Linked DNA regions of Homo sapiens: region 2 is linked to region 1. A link is a contact called in ENCODE Hi-C or POLR2A ChIA-PET data. All regions are on one chromosome and are shown on one strand. Each heading gives the region's core, a stretch centred on a gene start or an enhancer-like site at or near the end of the contact. The rest is flanking DNA. Distances are from core to core; before and after follow the strand shown.

Region 1 (4,603 bases), core at 1,494-3,993:
CCTTGCGTAGATGAAATATGGTTAGTGAAAAATCAGTGGGGATGACACTATGTATGTTTGTACATGTATCTCTGTGAGCACAGAACAATGACTTACGCATGAGTCTAAATATCTTTAAAAATATACACCAGTGAAGTCAAATGGATCATAATGAGGGCAAATAAGTACCCAAAGGGAAATAAGAAAATGATGGGAAATTAAAGATCACTTGTACGACATTTGGTGACTTGAGATCCACCGGTAAATACACTACAAATCTTGTCTTTAAAAAGCCATTTCAAAGGAGTAATAAAGAGGTTCTGTCACAGCATAATGTAAAGAAACTGAACACAGTACAGGATTCTGCACCGGTGCAAAATCGGAATGCATTCTTTGAGTACATTAAGATGCATTGAGTACATTAAATAATTTATATTTTTTAAAGAAATATCCATAGCCAAACCAAGAAGGAAAGTTTCTTTCTTTTTTGTGTGTGTGTGTATCTTTTTTAAAGTATGTGCAATTGAATCTATTAATTACCCTGAGAATTTTAGTTTATTCAGAAATCACGATAGTAATCATATGAATCAAAGGATGTTTTTCTGTCTTTGTAATGCAGTATTAGCTTCCATATTTCTTTGAGTGTATTTTAGAAAAATCATGTTTCTTTTGCAAAATGCCTGTTTTATTTATTTTTTAATTGTAAAATGATTACGTGTCTTATTTTAGATTGAATAGACAATTTTTTTTTTCTCTCAGTGTCTGCAGAATGCTTGGATTTTCTTCTACATCTCAAAGCTCTTTTAATTCACTGCTCACAACCAAATTTACATCTTAATTGCAGAGTTCACATTTAACAATATAGACAGCATAATGCTACTGGTAATTAAGCTTTTACTACCTGCTTTTATACAGTATTCTGAGGCACAGTTTTTGCTATGTGAGTTCTGATCTAGAAACTTTGTATGCATTTAGAACACAAATAAAAGGAATTAGGCCTATATCTTAGATATAGCTAAATACAAGGCAGTGAAATTGCTTTCTTCTGTGGGGGGACCAAATCATGTCTGTCATTTTTATATTCTGAATTTTAATGTGGCTGCTCTATTTTAGTGTTTTGGTTTTTTAAAGACCTAGAAAATTTGAGAGGGTTAAGGGAGTTGAGTCCTAATTTAGTGAATTTAACATACGATGAATATCTGAACTAATTTATTTTGATCTCAAAGATTATACTATTTCTATCATGTAGGACTTAAGATGTAAAAGGTTGATAAGCAGTAGAGCTGAATTATATCAAAATTGTGGGTTTTTCACTCTCCATAAGGTAGCAGTTATCTCTTTGCCATAAATAGCTGGTATCTATTCCAATGTACATTTGCTAGTATAAAAAAATCCTGTAGATTAAAATAGGACCTAAGCAAACTCTTTGTTATATGGAAATTAAAGACACGGTGTACACAATTGAAGGAGGAAAAAACACACTTGTCCTCTTATATCCTCCTTTTATTTTTATTTTTTTGAACACTTTTGATTGAGAATTCTTAGTTTTGTAAATTATTATCTGTTTGAAACTAGTTCTTATAGTGACCAGACTGTGTGATGGTTTATAAAATGTTTCTGGGTTGATTTTTTTAAAGCATATAGGGTGCCTTATGTATAGAAACAAATGTGTACACTGTGTTTTATTTGAAAGCAGGATGTTTTGGGTAAAATCATATATAAAATTATATGCCTCCTAGTTTGGAAGCTTGTATTGAAATATATACATATAATTAAGAATACTTTTAGTGCACTGTTTAGTAATGCTCTCCCTACAAAAAAAAAAAAAAATGCTGTCTTTATTTTGTCAAAATGCATCGAGAGAGATTTAATTCGCTATTTACCCCCACAGCCCTCAGACTCCCCACCCCTAAAACTGAAGAAGCCAATTTGTCCTGCGGCTGTTTACCGTTGTTTTGAAAAGCTATGCGTTGTATCTATATGTAAAGAGACAGTCGCAGGTATAGAAAGGTTTACACATATAATTTACTTAGGCATTCTTTCAAATTGTATTGTCACTATCTCCTCTTCTGTAGTTGTGTAAAACTGCATTCCACCTCAGAGATGACGATCCCAGTTCACATGCTCAAACAATTTAGAAGAATGCCTTTATTATTATTATTTTTAATGCCCAGCATACATCAGGAAAACAGGAAAAGACATGATTAGGAATACATGAGAAAGTACAGCACCAAATAAGCCGCGGCCCCCGGTGTAATAAAAACACAGACAACGGCAGGACAAACTTAATTCTCTACCTTCCGCAGAATCCTTTCCCAAATTAACTGAGAGTCTGCGTGAGTTCTCCTTTTCAAGGCAAAAGAGATCTTAGGTTAGAAATCAAAGGCAAATCCCTCCAGTGCTTAGAGAGTTAAGTTAGTTATGTTTCTTTTGTAGCTTCCCAGAAGAAAAAAAAAAGAAAGAGAGAGAAGGGAGGAAAAAAAATCAAACCCGAGAGTGTGTATTGGGAGCGTTTCAATCGCTCCCTTCTCCGCTCCCTTTTTCTCTGCCCACTCTCAGTTTCCAGCCCCCTTCGGCTCTCTGCACCCTGCCTACCTGCCTGGCTCCTCTCGCTCCGTGCAGCCTCCCGTCGCCTCCCTCCTGATTGGGCAGAGGCCCCCCAATCGGCTGCGCGGCTGGGCCGGTGGGACTGCATATGTAAAGCCCTACTTCATATTAATAAGCTCCAATCGGGGCTTTAAGTCCTTGATTAGGAGAGTGTGAGAGCTTTGGTCCCAACTGGCTGTGCCTATAGGCTTGTCACTAGGAGAACATTTGTGTTAATTGCACTGTGCTCTGTCAAGGAAACTTTGATTTATAGCTGGGGTGCACAAATAATGGTTGCCGGTCGCACATGGATTCGGTAGAACTTTGCCTTCCTGAATCTTTTTCCCTGCACTACGAGGAAGAGTAGGTACCTTTTTTCTTTCCTTTTTAAACTCGTCGTGGGGGTGCGGGGGTGGGGGCGGACAGACTATATCTTTACACACTGATTCAGGTAATGCCCTGGGTATTTTGTGTGCACGACTGCTTGTTTGTGTCTGTCTTGTGTCTTTTGTGTTGAGGGTGATCTCCTAATTCAGTAAGTCGAGAATTGTTCTCTGACTACAATGTTACCTTTGAGGCAAAGCTCAGTGACTGTCAGTAAAACAGCTGTGTGACAGTCACTTCTTATTCAGGTGCTAAGAATAGGCACTTGGCACAAATGCTTAGTGAACTGTTAAAATGCATCTTTTACTAGGACCCATTTTCCCAAGGAAAGATGTTTTAAAATACAATATTCAAAATGATTTATACTATTGAGGGCCTCTTATGTATTTGCAGTTTGACAGATATTTTCAGCTCCTTGTCATTTCTTACCGCGCAGAGTTAGAGGCAAAATTGCACATTTACTAATTCTCCTTCAGAGAACAATTTAAAAGCTAGCCCTATGCAATTCTGAGCTAGAATAATGTTATTTGCATGGTTAGCGTTAAGTCAGCACTTAACTGACAAATCAGTCCATTAAGTAACATGAGATTTTCACACATTATAAATATTTAAGGGGGGAAAAAAAACTAAAGAAGAAACAGTAGTGACTTTAAAATTTTCCCCTTAAATACTGCTCAGAGTGTGGATTTGTCTCGTTTGTTGTGTCCAGAAAATATAGAAAAGTACTTTCGTTCTTACAAGCAGTTTAATTAGTATTTATGGATATCTTTATGCACATGGAAATATATATTTAGATTACTAAAGGGGGGGGAGTGAGTAGGGGGTACGAGAAGTAAGTTAGGCATTTTTGTGTAAATGAGTAGGTGATAAACTTAATTTCAACCTACTGTTAAGATAAAATGTTAGTATATCACGAGAGCTGTCACTGGTTTATCTCCCTTTCTGTTGAGTCAGTTATATTGCTTTGCTTTCACATTACAGTAATACCAACTGTTATAATTCTGAAAAGAGTGCCCTTGGCAAACATTTCTCTCTATAGATTGTGAAGAAAATATCAAACTCTAGAAGATGAGGTAGTGCATTATAGGTAGATGTCCACTAGCTGTCCTTAGTGACTGCATATTGCATTGCTTTGTAATTAAGTAAGAGATGAAAAGTGACTTGCAGTCTCAGTGGCTGCTCCTGTATGTTTGAGCGTGAGTGTGAGTGTGTGTGTGTATGCACGCTCACACATGCACATCCACCCACATCCATGCTCACACAGGGAATATTAGCCAAGAGATGGATTTAGGAGGAACTGAAAGATTATAAGGCTGTGCTTGCATCAGTTTGAAACACTCAAGGGAAGAAACAACCTTAAGATGTGTAAAAATAAAAATGAAAAATAAACAAAGGTAAGACTGCCCGCTCAAGTGTAGTTTGAAGGTTAGTGTACTTCGGGCTGTAGAATTGGAGAGTTTAAGACGTCTTCGTGTCAGGAAGAATGTCTTATCCAAGCACGCCCAGATTCTGAACTTTCTCTTGTAAATAAATAAAGAAAACAAACTTTAAAAATCCCCCAGAGGCTTCTTTTTGAAGTAGTTTCCTTGAATTTAACTTCTTATAGCTAATTTGAATAATTCGTTTAGATAAGCCTCTTAAAGCAGATGCATTT
Region 2 (4,362 bases), core at 583-3,082, 410 kb before region 1:
AGGCTTACGCTAGAGCTGGCGCCCCCAAGCAAGCGATGACGTGACCCGGGTGCCCGCGTTTGCCCTCCCGGTAGGCCAGAGCCTAGGGTTGAAGTAAAGTTGCTGAGTGGGTTATTGTCGCTTCTGGGAAAGGAAATCTGCACTGCAGGAACTCCTTTGTGCCTTCCGCACTCACCTTTCGCACTTCCATCTAAAATTCTGGGTTACCTAAATTCCTGTCCCAGTACCTCAGGAAAACGCCAACTCCTGGCGTTGCTTTCCCTTTCCCTCCCACTCACTCCGGTACTCCCAGAGAGAAACCCGGCTCCGGATCGCCCTCCGCCCCCTGTCTTCAACAGCCACCCTCCCTGGGAGCTCCGCTCTTTGCCCTTCCCATCCAGTGCCAGTTGTTGGGTGGGGGAGAAGGGTAGCAAAGGTAGGTGGGTAGAGAAGGTCAGATAAATGGCGAGATTCTTACCCCCTTCCGCAAAAATTAACACCACTACTGTAAATTCTAATAAAATTAAATTTCATCTCTCTCTCCCAATCTATCCCCTCACAACTACTGCAAAGGGGGCGGGGGTGGGAGTAAGGTCGTCCCCAGAAAAGGGGGGATCTTGAGCAAAATGCACGCCTGCTCCTCTTATTTGTTAGTTGCTTCGGTCAAAAAGTTTGCTATTTATAGGCTACACGCGGCAGCCCGAATCCCCGCGCCCGCTTCCGAGTGCAAAGTGAGAGCGATCCCGGAGGCGCCCAGCGGCCCGACTCCGTCGTGTCCCGTGATTTGTTTTGTTTTATTTCTGCTCTCACGCGGCAAGCAGCCAGGGAGAAGACCGTGGGGAGCCCCGAAACACCCTCTGGTAGTGGCAAAGAAAACAGTTCTGCAGTCGGTGAATGTGGGTCCGCGCCTGACCCCGCTTCGCGCGCGCGGGCGAAAAGGCTGGGAGGAGGTGCAGCCGCCCTGCCGCCGCCGCCGCCAACACCGCCGCCGCCGCCGCCGCGCGCGCGCCCCTTGCTCAGTCCTTGGCCTCCGCCTCTGCCCCTTCAACCTCCAGCTCCACACGCTTTCTCTTGTCCCTCCTCCCCCTTTGATTTCTCCCTTCTCATTCTCTATTTCGCTGTATCTCTTACCCTCCCCTCACCTCTTTGGCCCTACCCTCAACTTCCAGCTGAGTTTGCATCTGGGCGCAAAATGAGTCAAGACTGGCCTTTACGTGGGAGGCGGGGTGGGCGTGTGTGTTTCATAAAGAATAAAACTGTACGGGGCTGGGCGGAGCAGGGGGTGAGGAGGGGGAAAAGCGCGTGCCCGAGCTGGCCCTAGAGGGCTGCCCCGCGCGCTGGGGGAGGGGACGAGGTGCGTCCAGATGGAGACCTTTCCTTTCGCAGTAGCTCTGACCTGGGAATGAGGACGCAGTGCCCAGGAAGCCTGGCCATTTGGCACCATCCCTCTGCGGTGCGGGGACAGATCTCTCTTAATCAAAATCTCAGAACCGCCCTGGGCGGAAAGCGGGGAAAGGAGAGGAAGGAGAGGCTGGGACTAGCCGGAAATAGAGTCAGGGTCAGGTCCCTGAATTCCAGGTAAACTGGGCGCTGCGGCACCTTTTTCCAGCGGCTGCGGCCAGGACTCGCTTGCTGTGAGAGCAAAGGTGCAAGCGGATCGCGGCGGTCGGTCCACAGGCCTTGACCTTGTCCTCTTTTTCTAAATGCCAGAGCCGCAGACTATGCGGTTTTAGAAATCAAACGTCAAGGGGACGGGACCACAGCAGGCTGGCGAGGTTCCTCGAGCCTCAGCCCGGAGCAAGAGAAACGTAGCCGCGCCAAACACGCGGGGAAGAGCTGTGCGCTCGGAGCCGCAGCCAGGCGCTCTTTCTCTCAGGCGCGCAGCGGCTGGCTGGAAACTCGCGCACGGCGGGTCAAAGTGCCCTTTCCCGCCTGAGCTGAGGTACACTTTTGGGGGTACGGGGTGTGGAGAAAGTTGTGACTGAAAATAACCTCGGGTCTTGGATCCATGAGGCCGAAAATGAGAGGCCAGAGCGGGGGTAGGGAGGAATTAAGAACAAGTAAGTGGAGACCGCTGGCTTCGCTTCTCTGGCGCGCAGGGCCCTGTGCCCTCACTGCGCGCATCGAGATCAACTTCTTAGGCACCACCAGTTTCTCCTTCCTCTGTAGATGTCGCAGTTAGAGTCCCCTTTTGGCCACATTCCCCCAAAAGTGCCCAGGCGGTCTTTGCGGATAGATTAGCAGGGAGAGAAGATCCAGCGCCAGTCTGTGTCGGTGCCATTTGGAGGAGACCTACTCCCCAGGGTGTGTGCGCCCGAAGTTCCCCGTCACAAACCATGGGGGCTGGAGCGCGGTCTGTTCCCAGCTCGCATCCCCAGTTCCCTCCCGAGCTCACATTGCAGCAGCAGTCTGGTTCAGACAGGACCCGGGGCGCCCGCATCTGGCCCGGAGCTGCCCAGATTCTCAACCTGGCCCTCCCAAAACCGCTTTCCAAAACTCAACTGCAAAGTTAAAAGCAGAAACAAGTTTCTGCCACTAACTCTGGGCCACATTCGGGGATATGGGTAGATGCGAAACTTAGTACATCTTCATAGGCAGAAACCGGTGGCTCTGACCTCTAAATGTTGGAATTCAGGTGCTGGAGGTGCGATGTCTCAGTATCTCTCAGCCCCATTCCCCAACTGTAAATGCGCTCAGCTCTTTGGTTGAGGGTTTATCTTAGCTGTTGATCTTTGCCCTAGGCCCTAATGGGAAGGGAAGGAAAGGAGAGAACAGGTCAAAGTAAGAAAGGCAGAAGTACTGAGGAAAAGAGAGAAGGAAAAGACTCAAAGTAAAAGCACAGTTAGAAAGAAAGAAAGAAAGAAAGAAAGAAAGAAAGAAAGAGAGAGAGAGAGAGAAAGAAAGAAAGAAAGAAAGAAAGAAAAAAGGAAAACACCATTGCTAGCTGTCTTTCTTTCCACCTTGTTCAGTTTGAAAAGCCCAGGACTTTCAAGAGTGAAGGAGTTAGTTAGCCAAGGACCCTCAGACACATTTAGATACCCCATCCCCAAAATGTTTCTATGACACGCGTCGCTCAAGTATTGGCCAAAGTTGGAGAAGGCCCGAGCGTGGGCTCCCAGTACCTCCGGCAATTTTACTTTAGCATAAACTCTGGGTCCTGAAGATGGGGCGCTAGGCGCCAGGCTCCTGGGTAGCGGTGGGAGCATAGTGTTTGTAGTCTAAATCATTCATTCCGCTTTCAAGAATTTTGTGAAGCATTAGGGCTTTTCCCGCCTTTGACGGGATCTTAAAATTCGGGAGCTTCCGTCGCTTAGGAAAGTGACTTGCTCTGGCTGTGAGACTCACTCGCTCAGCTCTCTATGCGGCAATGCTGGCCATAGCTTTCTAGTTCGCTCTCCCAACAGCAGGCTTCTTTCTGGCCTGTCCTTCCCGCGCTAGGCCTCTGTGGCCTGACCTCTAGAGCCCTGGGTCTTTCCTCACAGTCTGGGGCTCTAGATAGGAAGGACCCCAAGTTCTCTTTCTCCTTGCGAGTAAAGATGACATTTCCACCATGTAGACAAAACTAGACAAGAAACTTTCGGGGTATGGAAGGGAGGTGGTGACAGAGAACGGAGAGGCCCATTTGTTTCCAAATCAGTTAGTGAAGAAAGAAGAAATTTCATTTCCTCCAAATTAGCTCGTTTTCAAGCAACTCTGGAAAATGGCAGAAAGAGGAATTGTCCTCTTAGAAATACTTCAGATCTGTGACCTGTAACCCCCAAAACGAGGCAAGGACGGGGTAACCATGCACCTGTAACCCCCAAGAAGAAGCAACAAGAGAGTGTCCATGCACGTGGAATTGGACAGAAGTGGGTACCTGTGCCCATCTGCATACAGGCCCTGCTTTTCTTAGACGACCGACCTTAGATCATGGTTATAAGTGGCAGCCACCATTTTACCAATAATCAGAGCATAATCTCTTGACAGTTCCTAAATTGTGTTTTTCGTGGTGCCACTGGCTGCTAAGTTGCCAGGGATGCGATAATCAGCTTGAACCATCCCAGACCAAGATAACTTTATGAGCCTTGAAATTCCCCACCTTTCTCAATCCCACTTGCAATTCCTCAGCCACCGTCCTTCCTTCTCTACCAGCATGGCTGTGTCATCTGGGTACTAAAATGGCCTGAGAACCAATCCCAGTTGTTCCTCTCCCTTTTCCCAGCTAGACCTTTGACTAGAATACGGAATTAATTGGCCTAGCTCAAGGTGTCACACACCTGTAATCCCAGCACTTTGGGAGGCCAAGGCAGGAGGATCACTGGACTCTGGGAGTTTGAGACCAGCCTGAGCAACACAGTGAGACCTCCCTCTCTACAAAATTAAAAAAATAAAATTACTGAGCAT

Evidence for each region. A loop is a pair of places that touch in the nucleus more often than their neighbours do. ChIA-PET counts read pairs that join two places held with the same protein, here RNA polymerase II (POLR2A).
Region 2: a map with no recorded cell type shows a loop between it and region 1 (2.1-fold over the local background). The contact joins the enhancer-like site here to the promoter of ESRRG in region 1. A Hi-C loop is called at or near these places in 1 of 37 single-sample maps with no recorded cell type. POLR2A ChIA-PET finds 5 or more read pairs at or near these places in 1 of 52 experiments (naive thymus-derived CD8-positive, alpha-beta T cell).

Annotation. Positions count from the first base shown.
Region 1 is chr1:216,721,569-216,726,171 of GRCh38, reverse strand. It overlaps ESRRG (estrogen related receptor gamma), which reads left to right and starts at 2,743. Exons shown (of 7, transcript NM_001438.4): 1 at 2,743-2,928. The coding sequence starts at 2,873.
Region 2 is chr1:217,132,146-217,136,507 of GRCh38, reverse strand. It overlaps a transcript of ESRRG not described here. Among named protein-coding and RNA genes, the nearest start is that of ESRRG, 410 kb to the right of the region's middle. RefSeq lists enhancers at 1-511, 2,060-2,826 and a silencer at 1,607-1,901. Within about 2 kb of position 1,832, at least 3 of the 41 ENCODE cell types and tissues checked have a DNase peak (open chromatin) inside an H3K27ac peak, as active enhancers do.